2 separate regions of the Mus musculus genome follow, and region 1 is linked to region 2. Evidence: chromatin loops called from intact Hi-C (ENCODE). Cell type or tissue: gastrocnemius. All regions are shown on one strand. Links, peaks and the distances in the headings refer to the core of each region. The heading gives the core; the rest is flanking DNA. Region 1 has its middle 170 kb from the start of Gm39256. Region 2 overlaps Wwox (WW domain-containing oxidoreductase).

The links. Hi-C counts contacts between places; a loop is a spot of excess contacts. Peaks named below come from ENCODE experiments on the same cell type or tissue, not always from the same donor. Only the 100,000 strongest peaks of a DNase experiment are listed, where the experiment ranks them.
Region 1: it touches region 2 in a loop (4-fold over the local background); 2 of 42 quality-filtered maps call a loop at or near these places.

What each region holds. Positions count from the first base shown.
Region 1 is chr8:115,475,023-115,480,400 of GRCm38, reverse strand. No RefSeq gene overlaps it. Among named protein-coding and RNA genes, the nearest start is that of Gm39256, 170 kb to the left of the region's middle. In gastrocnemius, for the core only: a CTCF peak has its summit at 2,454; no DNase peak of the experiment used is centred there; H3K27ac peaks cover 5,000 bases.
Region 2 is chr8:114,975,958-114,981,335 of GRCm38, reverse strand. The region is part of intron 8 of Wwox (WW domain-containing oxidoreductase); the gene reads right to left. Among named protein-coding and RNA genes, the nearest start is that of Gm39257, 17 kb to the right of the region's middle. In gastrocnemius, for the core only: a CTCF peak has its summit at 2,980 (motif pointing left); no DNase peak of the experiment used is centred there; H3K4me3 peaks cover 1,928 bases; H3K27ac peaks cover 3,398 bases.

The DNA of each region.
Region 1 (5,378 bases), core at 221-5,220, 500 kb before region 2:
AGAGTTTTGCCTCTGTGTGTGTGTGTGTGTGTGTGTGTGTGTGTGTCTGAGAGAGAGAGAGAGAGAGAGAGAGAGAGAGAGAGGGAGAGAGGGAGAGGGAGAGGGAGAGAGAGAGATTATGCCTGAGTAACACATGAATGCCAGTCACTCATGGAAACCAGAAGAGAATGTTGGACCCACTGCTTTTATAATTTCTTCCTCATGGAGAAAAGACAACTGGACTCATAGACAGTTGTGAGGCACCATGTAGGTGCCAAGACTTGAATCCCAGTCTTCTATAGAGAAGCCAATAACCTTAACCACTGAGCCATCTTTTCTGCCCCAAAAGTTGTATTAATCCACCGCTAATGTCCCGTTCTGAATCTGGATGGGGACAGGGAGGGGAGTCTCAGTAATTAATAGTTGAGTAACTAGCCCAAGAAGCAAGAGGAGGAGACAGGTCACGAGAAGTTTGCATCAGGTGGAGATGAGCAGGGAGGTAGGTCCAGGATACAGAAACAGGAGGTTTCATCATGGAGGATGTTGAGGCAGGAGGAGATGTGCTTGTGTCAGAATGGGATGCATTTGGGGATGCATATGTGTGAATGCACTTGTGAACACGTGAGTGACTGACTCTAAAGAGAAGAGGAAGGAGAGGGACATAGAAAATTCTAGAAGCCCTAGTTATGGCAAACATCAAGAAACGATCTTTCCAGGTTCTGTATTTTTATTTGGGAATTGTGTATGTTTCATTCAAAGAAAACCTCCTCTACTTTGGGGGATGGTATGAGTGTGACTGAAAGCTCAAGGCTTAAGGGCCGTTATGGCAGCCAAACCCCTTGCTCCACGCAGCCATGTTGCTGGTGAGACTGGTGTGGCAGGCAGTGGTCTAGCTGTCGCTGCGTCATGGCCTTCACAAGGGAACTTCCCGTTCGCGTTGGACTTCCATCTCCAGGCACTTCTAGAAGAGGCTTGACTTTAGCTTAAGAAGTCATCTGCCCCATGATTCCCCCCGTTCACTCACGAGAAACAGGGGGACAGGACAGATTCCTTGAGAGAGGAGATGAGACTGGGGGATGTCAGACAGTAAAGACCTGGGAAGCAAATGCATTTTCTCCAATGCCAGATCCCAGGTTCTGCACCCAAGCCCGGACATCCTTCCCTCAGTTTCAGAATTCTAAGCCATGGAAGAACCCTGGCCCCACCTCTCTCTAACCATGAAGGACCCTCCTGGGGCTGTGTGAGGTTCCACTACTAGCATAAGATTTGATTATAAGTTGGAGTCTTCTAGTGAGCCAAGGAACTGGGAGGACGAAGGTAAACAACACATCATCTTGGTGTCGTTTTTCCTTCCTGCTCTATCTCTGGGGGAACCAGACTCCATCCTGAGCTATGCCCTCACTGGACAACCATTCCTGTTTGGTGCCTGTAAACTCACTTCCCACCCTGGCTTCTACCGCTCCCGGTTAGAGATCCAATTCTATTTTAGGAACGTGGAATGCATTTTCCAGGAGAGAACATTGTGAAATATCGGGGAGTCGAGGCCAAGCTCGGCTGAAGCATGTGGGAGTTTGAGGAAGGACCCCTCCAGAAAACAGACTTAGGATTAACTGTCCCCCAGAGCGAGGCATCACTTGAGTGGTGAAGGGGAGAGGCCTAATCTTATCAAGAAGGGAGAAATCTTTTCTTTTCCAGCCAATTTTGGTTTTAACATGTTAGGAAATAACTTCTGACTGTTTCCCAAACAGCTCTCTTCTTCCCCTATGCCTTGTCAGCTCTTGGGTTCTGTCTCTCACATCCTCTGCTCTCAGTCGGACACTGCCGCTTTACATTCCTAGCTGCCAAATTTGATTTTGTGTGTTCCCCTGGTATTTGCACACGTACTCATGTATTAGAAGCGCCAAACTCTCTCCTCTTACATTTGAGTTAGACTCATTTTTTTCCCTAAGGCTCTGAGCACAGGCATGAAGTAGAAGCCCTGTTAGGGTGGCAAGGTGCAAGCTAACTAACTAGCTAACTAACTAAGAGCTGAGCTTGGTGGAGCACACCTATAGTCCCTACATCAGAGATTCTGAAACCAGAGAATTGCTGCATTCTGAGGCCAGCCTAAGGTGCCTAGATGAGCCTGGGCTACAGAGGGAAATTCTGTCTCAAAACACAGAACTAAAAGGTCCCCCAAGAAGTTCTTGCTCCCCAAGTGGATGTTGTCTCCCTGGACATAGGAACACCAGGAGGCTCATAGTCATTATTTTTTTTTCTCCCCCACTGGATCAGTTTGGCTTCTGAAGAGACGTAAGTTCTCAGAACACTGTCACCCCATCCCACCTGCCAGACCTGACCTACTCCTAGCTGTCCATGTGTGGCTACCCTGTTCTTGCCTCTCTTACATACCTCAGTGGTTTCTCTCCTGAAAATCTCCATTCTTATCCCCTGTGTTGGAACGTGTGCACTGCTAGCTACCCTCTGGCTCTGGCCAAGGTGTAGTATCTGTTACCCACCAGTGGGGAAAGAAATGTCTGCTGTGCTCCAGAGCCTGTGTTCCTTCTGCCTAGTCTCAACATTGCCTCTGTGTTCCTTTTCTCTCGTAAAGTCAAAAATGACTCTCATAGATGACCACGAAACTCTGGTTGACATGAATAGTCAAGACATCCTGGCAAATATATAGGGATACCTCCAAAATGCTTGTGAGTCTAGAAAGCTCAGAAGGCTTGCTGTGGCCTTAAGAAGTCACTTGTCACACAACGCTGGGGGAGGGCAATCAGAAGACATTATACGTCCCTTGTGACCCCCACCCCCATCCCAGGAATTCAGATAATCATCTTAACCATTTTGATTTAAATCTCAGAACTATTAAAGACTGGCTATCCAATTTAGGCCAGGCCCCATTGCCCTCTCAGGACTTTAGCCACACTCCTGGAAAAGCCATATACTAAGAGTCTGCCTTCTGGATCTTGGGAAACTTTGACAACATGATAGGCATTAGACTCCCAGAAGAACGTGTGGGTGACCCTCTCCTGGGGGCATCTTTCATTTAGAATTCTGTGAGATGGGAACGTCTATTGTGTAGTAGATCATGGCCACTGGTCTATAAACACATTCAATACAGCCGGACTTTTAAGCTCAAAATGGGCTTCTTTCTCTCCCCTCTCCTCCCTGTTCTTCCCTTCCATTACCTGCGCACCCCATGCTACCTTAGACATGGGGTAAGGTCTGTAATTGTTGAACTCCTATAATGTGACTCCACTTTTCAGAGTCTACATGCTCACATGCCTGTATTCCACTTACTCATGATCTACTGTAATCGCTCTTACCCAGCAGTGAGTCAGGCCCCTCTTTCCATCAGCCCCAACATCTGGCAATACCTGGAGATATATGCTATTGATACAAGGTGGAGGTATGTGCTATTGACATCTAGATACACATTCCATAGCACATAGCCAGCCCCACCAAAAGGAATTATCTGTCAAAAAAGGTCAGTCATGTAGCCATGGTTACCCTGAGCAGTCAGATCTGTTGGTGATCCCTGAAAGCCAAATTCTTGGCTAACCACTCCCACCTCTTAGTAGCCAAATGGCCTTGGGTGTTTGTTTGTGATGGCATGGAGTGGAGAGAGAGAGAGAGAGAGAGAGAGAGAGAGAGAGAGAGAGAGAGTTCTATAAATCATCTCTAGGTCCTTAGTTTCACATGGCAAGCACTTATCAAATGAGCTATTTTTCCCAAGCCCCTGTCTACCAATTTTTAAAATCTAATCAGAAGGTATAGAATGCTTCACTAATAAAATTGCTCAAATGAAATGGTACACAGCCCTCGTCCACATTGCCAGCTATTCTTATTTCATGCAATTCCATTAACAGCTCTCAGGCTTAGAAATTTCCAAGTCCTCAGCTGACTAAGAACAGAGTCAGGAATCAACCATGGTCCTCTCTGGTCCCTTCTCCGTGGTCTTAAGCCCTGTGTTCTCATGTCTCTTTAGTCTTGGCTTTGGCGGCTAAACGTCCTGGAGCAACCTTCGTAATTCTAGAAGAGGCGGCCCATGTTAGTTTTGCTAAGGAACCCAGTAGTGACAGAGGCAGGTGACGAGAGTCTCCAGCATGACGTCATTGTCTTTGGCCCTAAACTCTGCTGGACCTGAGGGGATGACTTAAGTTGGAGTCAAGGGTGTGGCTGCCTCAGCTTTTGGCAGGACATTCTGTGATCAGATCCACTCACTCTCCCAGGTCTCTCAAGCAGGTGCCACATCCCCCGAGAACAAGTCTGAATGAGTCTCTGGCTGCCCAAGTGCTCCGGACAGACACTTCCTGGGCAGCTCAAAGCTGGAGACAGGAACCAGGGCCAAAAAGAATGACGGTGTAGCCTCAACGGGTGACATTTCTACTCTGAGCAGTGTCCCAGTCTGTTCACCTCAGGCTGAAAAAAAATGAGGTTGATTGACATCATTAGTGTCCGTATGTTTTTCTAGGGGTATCAAAGTAGATAGGGCAGCACCCCCAGGAAACCTCTCCATGGGTAGGGTTGCCCAACTGCCTGACTCCGTACAGGTGAAAAAGTCAGTACCCACAAGGCCTTGCAAGGTCTTACTGATACTTGTCACTGAGGACCCAACATGTCACTTCCTGTAACACCTCAGTGTGGAGAGACCAAGCTCCTCTTCCGTCCCACTCCAGATACGGACAGGCACTGTGGGTGCATTTGTTTCTTGTTGCTTCTGACCACAGCTTTGATTTGACTTTCCTGCCTTGACTCCTCCCATTGAGGTGGACTGTGACCTAAAAATGTAAGCTGAAGAAACCCTTCTTGTCCTCTCAGTTGCCTTTTGTTCAGGGGCGCATTTTTACTGAAGCAACAGAAAAGAAAACGGAGCACACGGAGATGCGGATTTTGGCGGGGGGGGGGGGCACCAGAGGGATGCCACCTCAGAGTTCCCAGGGTGCCATCTGTCATCGGAAACAAAATGACAATAAAAACCTCTAAGAAGCCTGGAACAGAAGCCTGTGACAGCAGGCTACGGAGACTGCACGCACAGTTAGGTAAAGTGCTGGACTCCTGAGCACAGAAACCTGTGCTCTATCCCGGGCATCCACGTAGGAGTCAAGCATCTCCAATCATGGTCCCGAGGAGGCAGAGACAGGAGCACTCTGGGAACGTATTGGCCGGCCAGCCTAGCTGGATCAGTAAGATCCAGGTTTAGTGGGAGAGTCTGTCAAAAATAATGTGGAGAGCAATGGAAGAAGACAGCAAACACTGACCCCTGACCATGACATGTACCATGCACACATATTGGCATATTGGCACATCCAGGAATACACACATTAAAAAAATAAAAAAAAAAAAAGGTAGGGCTGGATGTGGTGGTGCATACCACCTTGGATCCCAGCTCTCAGGAGGTGGAGGCAGATAGA
Region 2 (5,378 bases), core at 164-5,163:
TTGAAAAGGAATGTGCGCTGGCGAGATGGCTCAGTGGTTAGGAGTGCTTGGCTGTTCCTGCAGGGTTCTAGGAATTTGACTCCCAGCACCCATGTTGGGGTAGCTCACAGCTATCTGGGACCCCAGCTACAGGGAATCTGATCCCTTTTTCCGGCTCCAGTAGGTATCTACACACACGCCATACATATCCAGGGATACATATACATTAAAATTAGATCTTTTGGAAACCCATTGTGTGTTCATGTTGGGGTGGGGAGTGTTTGCATGTGTGTGGCATGCAAGGGTGCGGGTGTGCTCGCCTATGTGTGCATGTGTGACGGACAGAGGCCAACCAAGTATCTTCTCTATTGTTGTCTAGCATATTCTTTGAGGCAGAGTCTCTCACTGAAGTTGGAATTAGCCTTAAGTTTAGCTCGGCTGTCAGGCTATGAAGCTCCTAGGATCCACTGTTAACCCACCTCTCTAGAGCTAGGTTTACAGACGTGAGAGGCCATGCTGGATTTTTTAACGTGGGCATTGAGGATCCAAACTCAGCTCCCCACACTTGTCCAGTAAGCTATCTACCCACTGACCCATCTCCCTAGCCCCAAGAGTAGTTTTGACCATATGGTTTGCACTGTAATCTGTGTACGTGTAGCTTTAGGAAAAAAGTAATGGTGTCACTGTGAGGTCTCAAACATTTTCACAAGAACATGTCATGGGGCAAGGTATGTGCTCAGTACCTGTCACCTACAGATCCCACTGCCAACAGCCACACTGTCATCACCATAATCACTTTCATTGTTATCATTTAAAAGATAAAATCTATGTCCAGGTAAGAGACTACATAATAGCATTTGTAGACAGTGGGAAGGTAAGAGTGTTAAATGAGAAAGACGCCATTTTCTAGAAGGTCTACCTGTCTACACCTGGAGCAGTCGGGCCAGGAACATTCTCTCCCTTACATTCCTTCCCATTGTAGATGGGCTCTGTTGCCTCTGTTCAGGTATCATCTCCTTAGCATATTCCTCAACATACACACACACACACACACATACACACACACAGGTCTTCTCTGGTTGACTTTCTTCTTTTTAAAAAGATTTTTATTCTATTTTTAATTACATGTATGTGTGTGTGGGGGGGGTGCTATGTGCACATGCATGTGTGTGCCAGAAAGAGACATCAGCTCCTGGGGCTGGAGTCACAGACACTGTGAGTGTCTGATGTGGATGCTGGGAACCAAACTTGCTTGGGTCCTCTGGGCAAGCAGTGGGTGTTCTTAACCACTGAGCTGTCTGTCCATCACTGAGCCATCTGTCCAGCACTCCTCATGGCCCCTGTGATATTGGCTTGTCTGCTTGTTTACCATTCTCTCCTCAATACCATGGAAGCCATGTTAGAGCAAGGGATCTTTTGGTTTTGGGTGAATTTAGTATTTTATTACAGCCCTTAGCTCTGTCCAATGTCCAAAGGTTAAGAGCCATCTCAATGAGTCAATCATTTAGCCCATGATTGAAAGAATGCTCTCCAAATGGTGACTGACTGGACATAAGCCCAAGCTTCTAAGGCTGGGGGTGAAACTTTGGACTCAACCTTTGTGGTCTCTAGGGGTCTGACAAAAATTTGAAGTACCTAGAAAGAACCCTGTCAACACCATTTATTTATTCAAAATAGCTTGTTTCTGCTGGGGGTGGGGGTGATGTACAGCTTGAAGATCAGCATTTGGGAGACAGAAATAGGTGGCTCTCTGAGTTTGAGGCCAACATGGTCTAACGAAAAACAAACAACAAAACCCACAAAACATCCAACCAACAACAAAACCACCTTGGTTTTGTTTTTTTATAGCTCCACCAGGAAAGCTTCCCTGAGGCATTTCTGAGGCACACACCTTTGGTGTATTTTGTTTATAGGGAGACACCTGACAAAGAAAAGACCTCCCTTGACATAGATGACACAACCTCTTGGCCTGAAGTGTCAGCATTCCCCTCCCTCAGTTTGCTGGTGTATCTGTAGGTGACCAAGCCCCCGTGGCCATGCTTTTCCCTCCAAGACGGACTTTAAGCCCTGAACTATGAGCCAGAACAAAGCCCATTCCCCTGAAACCACCTCCAAGCACTTGGCCCTGGCTATGAGGAAAACCAAGCTTGCCTTTGCTGCAGTTCTCAACTGTGTTCTCCCTAGAGATGCTGGCCTTCTGTACTGAAGTTCGGCTAGAAAAGGCTCCCTGCCTGGGCTTCTTGATCTGGGTGGAGCCTTAGGTTTTAAGCTAATGCAGGAGGCAAAGCAAGGGAAAAACCAGACCTTTATGCCCGCCCAGTTCCCAAGCCTTTCTCCCTCCGTTCTCCTTTTCCTGTCCTGTGGAGCCAGAAGTCTGATTCTCCCCTTGGCCACCAACCTGCTGCCTGAGAATTAAAACAAACAGACAGACAAACAGACAGACAGGGCTCTGTCTATCCTAATTTGGAGTATAAGCTCCCAAATCAGGATGACTACGACATTGACTAGCTCTGTGCGCTGGGTGGGGCCAGTTGCTATTCTCTGAGCGCTGGGTGAAAGTGGAGTAGTGCAATCTCTCCATAGGCAAGTCAGGGATAAAACAAGTATACAGCGTTGCACAAGCCCCTCCCACAGAGCAAGTGAGCGGCGTTAGCTAGCCTTGGTGGGAGCTGCCTTTGCTGGACTTTAACATTTTATTTTTAAAGAATCAGAAGGACTTGTTGGAAGCGTATCTGTTTCCCAGTGGTGGGGTATGCGGGGCAGATAATTTTAGGTGCTACAGAGATTCCCCCACACACCCCTTCCAGCTATAACATTCCAAGAGAAGACTAAGTTCATTGCTTTAATTCAGACCTGTCAACTCCCCCCCAAAAATAGCTGGGAATCTAAACTAGGGCTTGGAATGAACCAAGCAGGTGATTGCCACCGGGGAGGTGGGGGGAGATATCATATTCCTGTCAAGAGCCACCTTGTGGAAAGTGCACACTGCTGGGTATACACGGGCGTTCTTTAAAAGAACTAGCCTGGAGCTGGTGCTGGAGGCCCCGACCAGTGCCTTTCAAAGAAGACAGAGGTGGCGCGGGCATGGCTGGGGACACAAACGCAATGGGTTATATGGTTTTTCAAGAGAAATCTTCCTTAAGAGGAAGTTTCTTTTTTTTTTTTTTTTTTTTTTTGCGTGTTCATATGGGAGAGCAGTAGGGGAGGAGGCTCTCACCTGATGTGCTGAGAAGACACAATGGAGAAGGTGCTAAATAAAATGACTGGGAGATCGCACCTTTAATTTCGTACCTTGAATTTCTATTGCGTCGGTCTTCTGAGAAGCTTGGACCGCTCACCCAGATTGCAAAATGACTTGGCCCCGTCCTCACAGTCATCTTGAGACCAGGATGACAGCAGGGACATGTGACACACTGCTCAACAACACAGACATCAGTCGTGCGGAGGTCCGGCACTGGGTAAATACCAGTCTATTTATCAGCTTGTGGCCTTGCTGTCACCTCGTTCCTTACCAAGTGCTAAGCCAGTTATATGAAACCTGCCTTCAGCAGGGGTGGGGACTAACGGGGGGGCAGGGGGGGGGGGATGACTGATCACTGGTTACCCAGAACTGGCGTGCGAAAGAATCCACCAGCCAAGCTGGGGAGGTCAAAGAGTAAATCAGGAAGCAGGTTGCATGGGGTTCAGGCTCACCTCAAGAGGAAGCTAAAGATGGGAGAAGAGACCATCATAGACATGAATCTCAGAAGTGCCGTCTCTGTAGCTGGTGGTAACAGCCCCAATAAGCTGCAGTGTGTTAGCGTGTACAGAAAGTAGCTGTCCTGGGATTTGCCATGTGCCATGCAACTTGAGTTCCATCCCTGGGGATCCACATGGTGGAAGGAGAAAAGAGACTCGCAGAAATTGTCCTCTGTCCCCCACACACATGCACACAATATAAGTAGGGTTGTTTGTTTGAATTTTTCAGGCTGGGGAGATGGCTCAGTGGGTGACACTCTTTCTGTGCAGGAATGAGGCCCTGACTCCAGATCCCCAGAAGCTACACCAAAGCGGGTGAGGTAGTGCACACATTCACAGAGTAGGAGCTTCTACCAGGAGTCGGGAGGCAGAGGCAGTCCATGAGAAGCTCACAGGCTGGGTAGCATAGCCTATGCCGTAGTGAGTGTTTAGAAAGATCCTGTTTCATAGGAGGTACACACCACAGTGCACATTTGCTTATAGTCACTGCCCCCACCCACCCCTGTCCACACTCACACATACACAAGTTAAAAACAAGCAAACAGGGGATGGAGAAGATGACTCTGTAGTTAAGAGCAGTGATAACTCTCTCTGGGGACCGGAGTTCAGTTCCCAGCACCCTCATGGAGTGGCTCACAACTGCCTGTAACTACAGTTCCAGGAGATTGGATGCCCTCTTTTGGCCCTTACAGGTACCCATACACACACAGTATGCATATACTCACTCAGGCACTCATTCATACACACACACAAAATAAAATCTTAGAAGAAAACAAGATAGAAACTTACAGGTGTGCACTCTTGTGCTAGCATCTTCTTGGATGCTATGGCAACACCAGTTTTCTCCTTACTAGTTACCAATCTCCACGTTCAGGCTTGTTGACTGTCACTCAGGGTGTCTGACCCCTGTGGACCAGAGACCCTCAGGAGCAAGGCACAGTGTTGCCTTTTGTCTGAGTCTCTGTTGCCTTCATGATATTGTAGAAGACAACAGCCACCAGGGACATCAGACTTCTTAAGTTATTTAGATTCAATTCAATCAAGTCAAGCTTCTAGACCCTCAGTCATACCAGCCATGTTTCAAGTGCTCCTTAGCTTTGAGTGAACACTGAGCTGGACCATACAGACACAAATCACCTCCAATTTAGTATGCAATGTCCTGCTGGGCAACGTGGACACATGGGTGGCAGAGACTCCATGTGGGTGTCTGTTAGGTAGGAGAGACAGGGAGGACAGCCAAGAGCATGATGGAAGAGAGAAACCAAGGGACAGTAATTCCTAAAAACCTAATCCCTGAAGCCTCCCTGCGCTGCTCTCATGCTTGCCTATCCTCTCTTTCCTCAGAGATGTTTTAGAGTCTCACAGAGATGTGAAGACACGCATGTTGTGTATACACAGGATTTGGTGGACTAGATGCCCATAAGGACTCCAAATGAACTAGAAGGTTACAGGACTGGGGCTGGGGCGGTAGCTCAGACTTAGAGAATTTGCCCAGCATTCACAAGGCCCTGTGCTCAAGCCCAACACTCCTAACAGAGAAGAACTTACACCTCTCAGCAGGTCTCACATACTGCTACTGAACAGGCAGCCATGTTCACAGTTCCTGTGCACGACCCACAGACCATCACTGTGGGTCCTCAGGATCCTGTGCTGGTTAGCTT